Linked DNA regions of Mus musculus: region 2 is linked to region 1. The links are chromatin loops, found by intact Hi-C in ENCODE. Cell type or tissue: gastrocnemius. All regions are shown on one strand. Links, peaks and the distances in the headings refer to the core of each region. The heading gives the core; the rest is flanking DNA. Region 1 has its middle 22 kb from the start of Gm23626. Region 2 holds the start of Dand5 (DAN domain family member 5, BMP antagonist).

What was found. Peaks named below come from ENCODE experiments on the same cell type or tissue, not always from the same donor. Only the 100,000 strongest peaks of a DNase experiment are listed, where the experiment ranks them.
Region 2: it touches region 1 in a loop (4-fold over the local background); 8 of 42 quality-filtered maps call a loop at or near these places.

What each region holds. Positions count from the first base shown.
Region 1 is chr8:84,355,469-84,360,841 of GRCm38, forward strand. It overlaps a transcript of Cacna1a not described here. Among named protein-coding and RNA genes, the nearest start is that of Gm23626, 22 kb to the right of the region's middle. In gastrocnemius, for the core only: a CTCF peak has its summit at 2,495 (motif pointing left); a DNase peak (open chromatin) is centred at 2,494.
Region 2 is chr8:84,820,829-84,826,201 of GRCm38, forward strand. Dand5 (DAN domain family member 5, BMP antagonist) reads right to left here and starts at 1,995. Exons shown (of 2, transcript NM_201227.3): 1 at 1,541-1,995. The coding sequence starts at 1,852. In gastrocnemius, for the core only: a CTCF peak has its summit at 3,034 (motif pointing left); a DNase peak (open chromatin) is centred at 3,023.

The DNA of each region.
Region 1 (5,373 bases), core at 298-5,297:
GTCCAGGCTCAGGTAGAAGATTGTGAGTTTCAGCCTAGCCTTGGCAGCAAGGTGAGACAGCCTCAAAAATTAGTAAAATAGGGACTGGAGAAATGACTCCGTGGCTAAAGGCTCTGGCTGCTCCTGCAGAGGACTGGAGTTCACACCACACCCACATAGTGGTTAACAATGGGCAGGATCCCATTTCAGGGGATCCAGCACCATCTTCTTACCTCCCAGGGTGTGTACACAGACAATGCACAGACTGCATGGAAAAACACTCGTGCACATAAAAAAACAGCAAAATCGGAAAGGTATAGGATGGCTCTGTGGGTAAAGGCCACTGCTACCAAGCCTGATAGCTTGAGCTCAGTCTCTGGAGCCCAAGGATGGAGGGAGAGAACTGATGCCTACAGCATTGTCCTCTGATCAGTACAGATGGCCCACGGCACACCCATACACCCATCACACACACACAGACACAGACACACACACACAATTTAAATAACAACAAGAAGAAAATAAAGGGCTAGGGGGATAGCTTAGTATATTGGGACCTGAGTTCAATCCCTAGGGTGTGTGTGTCATGTCGGGGGTGGGGGTGGGGGTGGGGACAGAGGCCAGGCATGGTGGTACAAGCTAGAATCATGATGCTGGGGAGGCAGAGACAGGCAGACTAGACTAGGCTCACTGGTCAGCTAGCATAGTCTACTCTATTCCAGGCCAGTGAGAGACTCTGTCTAAAAAACTAAGGTGGTAGCCCCTGAGGAATAGCACCTAATGTTGATCTCTGGCTTCCGCATACATATATGCACATACCAGTGCCCCATGCACACTGCAAACACATGAATATAATAAATAAAACATCGAGACAAAGAAACTAACAGACAGGCTCTCGGTGTGCTTTCTAACTACACAGGAAGCAGATCAGGACCAGCCTCTTGGTCCAGTGCAACTGAGTTTGAACTTGCCATCAGGGATCTGAAGTCCACTGGACGCAGGTCCAGAGCACAGAAAGCAAGGGCTTTAGAGGGTCCACTTTGCAGAAGGGAGCATCTAGATGTGAGAAAGCACCCCTCCCCCACCCCTCCCCACCCCACCCCAGTTCGATCTGGAGCTAGGTAGTTCTATTGCTTAGCATCAGCCACACCCTTGCGCCCTTTCAACCCATGGCCTGTGTTGCCCGGCAACTGCTAGAAGTGTCTTTCCTGCCCCCCAGTTGCCAAGGGAATACTCAATCCTGGCAGCCGGGCCTGGGGCGCTGAACTTCCGGGCGCAGGGTGGGGTGGCCTCTGCTGTTCACACCTGCTCGCGCACAGCCCTGGCCTCCCCTCAGTTTCTCTCACTCTGCTCTCCTTGTCTCCTCTCTCCCTCCAGTTTCCTCTCCTGGGATATCTGAGCGAGGCCCATGGATGCCGAGGGCCTCTTGGGGCTCTGACCCCATGCTTTCTCCCCTCAGTCATGAGCTCCTGCACAGCCCAAGGTACCCAGGCACGGACTGCACCCTGGCAGGCTCATCCAGGACTCTGCATGTCCCGTGGTCACAGCAGATGAGCGGAAGCCTCGAGGGGCCAACTCTGAAACGGCGTGGTGGCGTGGTGGACCACCGGGATGTCATCTTGGCCCACCAGGCGCACAAAATGCACAGCACCCCTCAGGCCAGAAGGAAAGAGTGGGAGTGAGTATTCACGGGGCAGGCTGTAAGGGAGCTGTGCGGGGCTTGTGGGCCAGCCAAGCCTGAACTGGCAAGCTTCAGGGGATAGAATGCGCTGATATGGTGTGGGTGACTCCAGTTGTCCCTTGACAGTCCATCAACCCTCTGCCTTAAGGTTGCCTGGAATACTCTGAACCGGCTTTGTAAAAGACCCGGATCCCTTGTGCGCAGTGGAGCCAGAAAGGACTGGCAGAGGGGACAAGTGCTTTCTCTGGGGACTTGGGTAGGGTGCGGGGAGGTGGGGCATGTTGGGAAAGGCTGGGAAATTCTGCCTTCAGAGGTACTCTGGCCCAGCTGTGAGGGAACGAGCTACGCTGATAGCTAATGGGAAGTGGTTTGGAGAAAGGTTCAACTACAAACAATCCCTTTGCCACTGCATCTCTAAGCGGATTGCTAGGGCTTAATAACATTTTATTTCAAAGGTGTAAAGCTGGGGTGGTTTCCTGGGCTGACACTGATGGCTGTGATGTACCCATGAGTAACAGCAGGAGCCGCTGATGCTAGCAAGACAGGAACCAGTTTAAGTCCCTCAGTCTTCATACCCTGCCATCCCAGGGAGGCTGCGTGTGTGTGGTCACCCTGCTTATCTGCAGCTGCCACTGTTCCTGGAGAAGGGGAAGCCTGTGGGTGCTGATGGGCGGGAACGAATGCAAGGTGGGCCTGAGCACGTCTGGTAGGCTGGATGTGAAGCAGGCCTACTTGAAGTGCCCTCTGAGGTAGTTCCTAAGGTTATGGCTGGATGTGAAGCAGGCCTACTTGACGTGCCCTCTGAGGTAGTTCCTAAGGTTATGGCGACACCTGGTGGTATGTCTGAGCATCTATGGGCGGCGGCAAACTGACCCGCGTTCCTCACCCTTAGGTGTTGCCATGTATCCGGCTTTCCTCCCATGCATGTGTCCACCTGTTCACTCAGTATGTCTACCCATGCATCAGTTACCCCAACCATATGTCTTCCCACGTTCGCCTACTTTGCCTCTCCCTCCTCCACCCACACACTCACTGTCCAACCCATCCAATCCGTCCTTCACTAGTAACCAAAGCACCTAGATTGTGCCTCTCCAGGGCTTCTCCCCACCCTTCCTCTTCGGTCTCTCCGCATTCATGCTCTTCTTGCTTTTTTTTCTCAGAAGCAATGAGACCTTTAAAAGGTTGCAATGAGTATTCGCACAGACTTTCAGCAAGAAGATTCCCCGCCGCTCCCCCCCCCCCCCCCCCCCCCGCCTTTTGGAGACAGGGTTTCTCCGTGTAGTCCTGGCTGTCCTAGAACTTTCTTTGTAGACCAGGCTGGCCTCAAACTCACAGAGATCCTCCTGCTTCTGTCTCCAGAGTGCTGGGATTTAAGGTGTGTGCCACCACCACCTGACTCAGGAAAGAAACTTTTAGGGCCAAGAAAGTGTTTTGTTTTGTTTTTGTTTTTTCTTTTTAAGACTTATTTATTTATTTTATGTATGTGAGTACACTGTAGCTGTACAGATGGTTGTGAGCCTTCATGTGATTGTTGGGAATTTAATTTTTTAGGACCTCTGCTCACTCCAGTCAGCCCTGCTCGCTCAGTCCCTGCTCGTTCCAGACCAAAGATTTATTATTATAAATAAGTAAACTGTAGCTGACTTCAGACACACCAGAAGAGGGCGTCAGATCTCATTGTGGATGGTTGTGAGCTACCATGTGGTTGCTGGGATTTGAACTCAGGACCTTCAGAAAAACAATCCGTGCTCATATCCACTGAGCCATCTCACTAGCCCAAGAAAGTGGTTTTTGTAAAACACATTTTAATAGATTGTATTTATTTTGTGAGCAAGCACTTGGAGAGCGGTGTGGGGTGGTGTGGATGTGGAGGTCAGGTATTCTAGAGTATTCTAGTCAGGTATTCTTCCACTGTTTTCTACTCCTGCCAAGAAGACAATTTTTCAGCACATCCCTGGGTATTTACTTTGTTTATTTATAGATATATTCTGCTAAACATATCATGTGAATTAAAATGGAAATGGGGATATCCATAAAATATATAGTATTTTGAAGAAATTTTGTTTGTTGCTTTTGAGGCAGCAAATTTTCTTTCTATTCTTTTAAAAAAAATTCTTTTTCTCTTTTGTTTTTTTCCTCTCTCTCCCTCCCTCCCCCCCCCCTCTCTCTCTCTCTCTCTCTCTCTCTCTCTCTCTCTCTCTCTCTCTCTCTCTCTTTCTTTTCTCTTTTTTGGAGACAGGGGCACTCTATGTAGGCCTGGCTGTCCTGGAACCTGCTAGGTAGGCCAGGCTGGCCTCAGCCTCACAGAGCGCTGCCTGTGTCTGCTTCCTGCATGCTGAGTTATTGCTGGAAGTGGATCCTGATGCACGGGCAGGTGTTACCTTGTGATCCTGCAGTCTCTGGATTCCAGGCCTGAGTGCCAGGGTTAGCACTGACTGTCAACTTGACAGAATCTAGAGTCACCAGGGAGAAGGGCCTCCCGGGGATTGTCTTGGCTTTGTGGACTGAAATGTAGGGTCCTCCCCCTGCAGATGGCTTCCTTTCTTGACCTTCATGGGTCCCCAAACTGTAAAAAGGAGAAAGCAGACAGAGGGCCAGCACACAGGCCTCAGTCATCCCTCTCTGCTCTTCCCTGGAGGTGCAGTGTGAGTGGCTGCCACAGACTCTGCTGTGGCTTCCCCTGCAGCAAGGCCCTTATGAGCAGGAAGCTTAGAGCAAGCTTTCATTCTCAAATGTCCTCAGAGCACTTGTGGTAACTGGAACGAGACATTGGCTCCAAGTTCAACTGCAGCTAACCTCCTGCTGTGGACTTTGCCTTCCCTCTGGGTTCTTCTTTGTCTTATTCTGGACATGTTCAGTGCAGTATAAGTTGCTGGAACCCCACAAGTCTATGATCACATTCAACACTCACTAGGATCTTCAGGCTCAGGCCACAAGACCATGCCCCCCCCCTTATTTTCTGAGAATTTAAAAGCAAATCTCAGCCCTTAACTGCCTTTATAAACTTCAGTCCATCTCTAACGCACACGACCTGATCTCTTTGGGGGGTGGGGATGTGGGTGATGCTCTGTGCTATGTTTGATCATCAGCTCTGTTTTTATGATGGAGAAGTACACAGAGCACACAGCTGAACAAGCAGTGGCTTCAGAAACATCAAAATCCAGACCCAGATCTGGAAGTGGGTCCCTTATACAGCACTGGCCACTGGCCCTTGAGGCTATTGATCTAGGAGCTCCTAGGAATGGAGTCTCTGAGTAGCCATCGCTCTGACTAGATCGTCTGTGCTGTGGAGTAACCATATCAGGACGTCCTTACTGGCTCTCCCCTCCCCTCTTCCCCTCCTCTCCTTTCCCCTTTCTTCTGCCTCCCAAGTGCTGGGATTGCAGGTGTGTGCTACCAGGCTGGGCTAAAGTTCCCTTCCTTTGTGTGTGGATTTGTCTGCCTCGTGTGTGTGTGTGTGTGTGTGTGTGTGTGTGTGTGTGTGTGTGAAGGTGAACCTCAGGTGTTCTTGTCTGATCAGGAATTTGCCAAGGCTGGTCAGGCAGGGAGCCTCAGGGAGCCCATGACCTCCCAGTGCTGGGATTTCAGGTGTGCACCACTATGCCTGGTCCTCATGTCCGAGAATTGACCACTGAACCATCCTCCCAGTCCATCTTTCTCTTTTAAGGCTGAGTAATATTCCTTTGTATCTCTAGACTGTTGCACCTCTTACC
Region 2 (5,373 bases), core at 279-5,278, 470 kb after region 1:
ATTCATTCATTCATTCATTCATTCATTCAACAAACACTATATGTCCACTGTATGCCTGTCCCTGTTGTAGGTCTTGGGACAGGAATATTAGAAAGAAAACAACCAACCAACCAGATAGCCTCTGCCCTGAAATGGGGTTGTAGCTCAGGATGTAGGGTACTTGTCTAGCATACTTGAGGTTCTGGGTTCCACCATCAACACCACATAAACTGCTCTGCTGGCTCATACCTGTAATCCCAGCATTCAGGAGGCAAAGGCAAGAAGATATGACGTTTACAGCCAGCCACAAGCTACATAAGACTTTAGCTATAACAGCAGTAACAATAAACAGACAGACAGACAGACAGATACCTCTGCTCCAAGATGGGTGTGGTGACTCACACCTATGATCCCAACAGAAGGATCACTGGGTTAGAGGGCAGTCTGTGATACCCAGTACAAATGCAGGCTCCAGAGCAAAGCTCTGTCTAAACATATACACACAGCACACAAGAAAGTCTGTCATCCGCCAGGAGTGAAGGGATGAGTGGGAGGAGCCCAAATCAGGGAGGTCAAAGAATGTAGACCCTTGTGGGCTCTTAGAACCGGGAGAGTAACTTTAGAGTCCTGGTCGTTTGGAGAGCAGCAAGGGACATGGATTTGTCAACAGCCTCTTCCTGGCTGCTAAAATAGCCAGTGGCTGGAGATGGGGCTCAGTGGGAAGAGCTTGCCTCACACGCATGAAGCCCTAGGTTCTGTAAACCAGGTGCGGCTGCACACAGAAGGTGAGGTCAGGGGTGGGATCTTCTGTCGTTGCTGTCTTCCTTTGTTTGTGTTGGTTTTCCAGACAAAGATTCTCTGTGCCACCCTGGCTGCCCTGGAACTCACTCGGTGGACCAGGCTAAGAGAAGTGGAATTATTTATTTATTTATTTTTGGTTTTTCGAGACAGGGTTTCTCTGTAGCCCTGGCTGTCCTGAAACTCACTTTGTAGACCAGGCTGGCCTTGAACTCAGAAATCCGCCTGCCTCTGCCTCCCAAGTGCTTGGATTAAAAGCATGTGCCACCACTGCTAGGTAATGGCACATATCTGTGGGCACATGAGTATGTGTGTATGCAGAGGAGTGCTGGGATTAAAGGCATGTGCGAGAAGTGGAATCTTAAAATCCTTTTTAGCTACATAGTTTCAGCCCTGAGAGCACTTTAGTTACATAGAAGTCAGGGTGGGCTGCAGGAATTCCTGTCTCAAAAACAAAACAAACAAAAACAAACAAAAAAAAACAACAAAGAAAAAAATCAGACTTGAGAAATGAAAACAAAGGCAACCACAGTGGCAGAAGTGGAAAACCACTTGCCCTGTTTGATAAGGAAGAAACCTAAAGTTTATAGGCACTTAGCTTCAGGACTTGAGACTTAATTGCAAATCTGCCTGGCCATAGGACCTGTGCTCTGAACACTGCTGAGAGTGCCCCCCACTACTGCTACCACCACAGACCCCATCATTACCAAAGATGACACCACCACCACCACCATGGACACAACCACCACCACTACAGACTCACCTGAACAAAGGACAGAGCTTTACAAGTCTCCTGAAGCACTTCTTGAGGAGCCAAGGGCAAAGGCACACCAGCAGCTACTCTCTGCCCTCCTCCCTGCAGCTCACCTGTCCCCTGCTGTTTGTTCTGCAGGCCCAGGAAGGCCTCCCAGCTACCCAGGGCAGAGATGGGCACCAGGGGATCCAGAGTCCAGCTCTGATTGATAGCAGTCCCGGACTGAACAGGGGTCGCTGGGGCCCCAGGCCTCCCTGAGCCTGTGGGTAGCCAGGCCCCACTGAACAGACCCAGCAGCGTGGTGAACTGGCTACGGAACATCACTTGGCTGTGCAGTCGTTTGTCTGTTTGTCTTAAAATGGGCTCAGGGTCCTTCGCAGTGGGCCCTGCTGTCTAGTGTGTGGAGTGCGGGCCCTCAGAGGTCTGCTTTTTATCACTGTTCCCTGGAGAGCAGCTTGAGAGTTGTTTTCTGGGAGCTCACAGCAGGGAAGGAAGGGAAGCTGACCTGGCCAATCCCACAGCTCCTCCCAGCCTGCTGAGAGTCCCTGGGGGGGCTGAGCCTGCTCCATGGGGACCATGAGAATCAAGGTAGGCAGGCCCAGGGGACAGCAGCTAAGGGGTCTTTTGAACCCTCAGACCCCTATTCATCCACTTAGTGACATCACACCCTTCGGTGCTGCCCTGAAGTTTCTTGGCTGTGCACCTTCATGCAAGGTCATTAACCACCTTGGGCTTCATCCCTTCTCTGTAACAGGATACTGGCAACAGCATCAGATACAACCTCAGAGGTTGTGTTGAGGACTCAGAGAGACCTGAAACACACATACTCATGCTCATTTGTCTCATGAACCCATAACTTTTTCCCCCTGTTCTGAGGAAGAAACCTTTATGAATTATAAACAGCTCTGCAGCACTCCTGTACCCAAACGACAATGAATTAACCTGACTGCTACTACTGTATTACTGGGTGGGGTGGAGACAAGACCTCTGTATTATGTAGCTCAGATTGGCCATTATCTTGAGCTTCATCCACTTCAGTCTCCTGAGTACAGAGACTGCAGGTATGGGCCACAACTCCCATATCTGTCATCCCAGCACATAAAAAGCACCGGCAGGAGGATCCAGAGTTTAAGGGCAGCCTTGGCTAAAGAGCGATCTTGTTCCAAAGGAAAAATAAAACAATAGGATGAAATGAATTTCAGAGGGATCAAGGTACCGGTTTCTGATACCTGGGCCGTCAGGGAAGACCCCCCCCCACCCCCACCCCCAAGAAGGTGACACTTTTGCAGAGACCTGAGATGCTGATACAAGCGATGGGAACAGAGTGGTGGGAAGTACACAGAAGACGTGAGATTGCATCCCAGACTTTGGGTTCTCAAGGCGCCTGTGGGGGTCGGACACGGCCCTTGTCGGTGCATCTCACACCCAGGTGAGGAGGAGCAAGGCATGGCGGCAGGAGCGTGAGAAGCTGCTGCCTGGGTCCTTCCCGCGGCGCGCTCGCCATCTAGCGGCCGCTACACCCTGGGACACTAGCTTCCAGCCTGCTGTTCCTCAAACATCCTTTCTGAAGAACCTCCAGCCAACTCCAGTCCTATACCGACAAAGGCTGCAGCCCAAGCATTGCAGCGGCCTTGACGTTTTCTCTGCCAGAATCCCCCACTTCTCACTTCCACCTCACTTCTTTTTGGATGAGCGCACTCACCTCACCTCCCACTTTCTCCTTTGCTCCACGTGGCTGCCAGGAGACACCTGAGAGCACTTCAGTCAGGTCAAGGCCCTTGGCTTACATCCCTCCAAGGTGCCCATCTCCCTTCTGGAGCAGGCTAAAGACCTTTCCAAATCCCACCAAATCCTGCACGGGGATCTCTCCATCATTTTCTCAACCTCGCCTACCCATCCTTGCCCCTGTTTCTCACTCTAGCCAGAGTTTCACAGAAATTTCCAAACTTCTCAGGCAGAGTCCCACAATACCTTGCAGCCACACAGAGAGCCTTCTGTACCCACAAATAGTGATTTCAAGGATTCAACCAACTCCAATCTGAGGACTTGGTAACCAAGTGAGGCTATCTAATGCAAGTGTTTAAACATACCTGGCACATTAGGTTTCTGCGATATACACACACACACACACACACACACACACACACACACATATATACACATATATATTTAAGTTTTAGTTTTTTAAGACAGGGTCTCCTCACAACCATCACAAACAGCTGTAATGGGATCCAGTGTCCTCTTCTGGTGTGTCTGAAGACAGTGACAGTGTACTTACATATATAAAATAATAAATCTTTTTAAAAATAAAAAAAAAAAAGACAGGGTCTCTTTATGTAGACATAGCTGCATATTTGACTTTTACAAGCTGGCCAGCACTTGGGAGGCAGAGACAGGTAGATCTCTCTGAGTTCAAGGCCAGCCTGGCTCCAGGGCAGCCAGGGATAAGCAGCGAAACCTTGTCTCAAGAACATAAAAATAAATAAAAAATATTTGAATTTCCCAGAAAAGCATGTTTATGGACATGCATTTGAAGCTTTCAGTACTCTGTGGTACGAGGCTGACATTTACGGTAAGCAGCCAACCAAACAACAACCAAAGACTGAGCTTCAAGGTCTAAAGCAATCCTTGAGGATTCACTTTTATTATGTTGCAAGTGTGTCTGCCACATGGATACAGTTTATCTCGAAGGCCAGAGAAGGTCCCTGTACCCCCAGGCTGAAGGTACATGTGCTCATGAGACTTTCTTTCTTTCTTTCTTTTTTTTTTTTTTTTGGTTTTCCGAGACAGGGTTTCTCTGTGTAGCCCTGGCTGTCCTGGAACTCACTCTGTAAACCAGGCTGGCCTCGAACTCAGAAATCTGCCTGCCTCTGCCTCCTGAGTGCTGGGATTAAAGGCGTGTGCCACCACGCCCGGCTCATGAGACTTTCTACGTGGGAGCCGGGGACTGAACTCTGGAAGAACCAGTGAGCTATCTCTGCAGCCCAGCTTTATTTCTGTCCTGTGCAACACTGGCAGAATTACTATCCAACAGATCAGTGAGGTGGGTTCCATCTATTTGATTACTTCCTCGCATTTGACTGTGGGAAAAATTCAAAGGAGCTTTTTTTTTCTTTTCTTTTCCATTAAAAACCGCGCATTTGCTGATCGTGGTTGCAGACACCTCTCAGCCCACACTCAGAGGCACCGGCTGACAGAGCTCTGTGAGTCTGAAGCAAACTCTACATAAGCAAGTTCTCTGCCAGCCAGGGCTACATAGTGAGAGTCTGCTTGTCACCCCCAGAGAGAAAGAGGGAGGGAGGGAGGGAGGGAGGAAAAAGAAAGATATTTTTTTACTAGATACTGTGGTGCAGGTCTGTAATTGAAACACTCTAGTGGCTGAGGCAGGAAGACTTCAAGGTTGAGGTTAATGTGTGCTGCTATTCTCAAGACGGTGTTTACATGGGGGCGGGGTGGGGCTGAGGAAGTGGCTGGAGGGGCCTGCCACTGCTTTAGATAAATTTGGGAGCTCTAGTTTCAGTGAGCCGCCCAACCTCAAAACTAAGATGGAGGAAGTCAGGTGTGGTAGTGAGTGCCTTTAATTCCAGCACTCAGGGGACAGAGGCAGGTGGTCTGGGCTAAATATCCAGTTCCAGAACACCCGAAACTACTGTGTCAGTCAGGGCTTCTATGCCTGCACAGACATCACGACCAAGAAACAAGTTGGGGAGGAAAGGGTTTATTCAGCTTATACTTCCATACTGCTGTTCATCACCAAAGGGTCAGGACTGGAACTCAAGCAGGTCAGGAAGCAGGAGCTGATGCAGAGGCCATGGAGGGATGTTCTTTACTAGCTTGCTTCC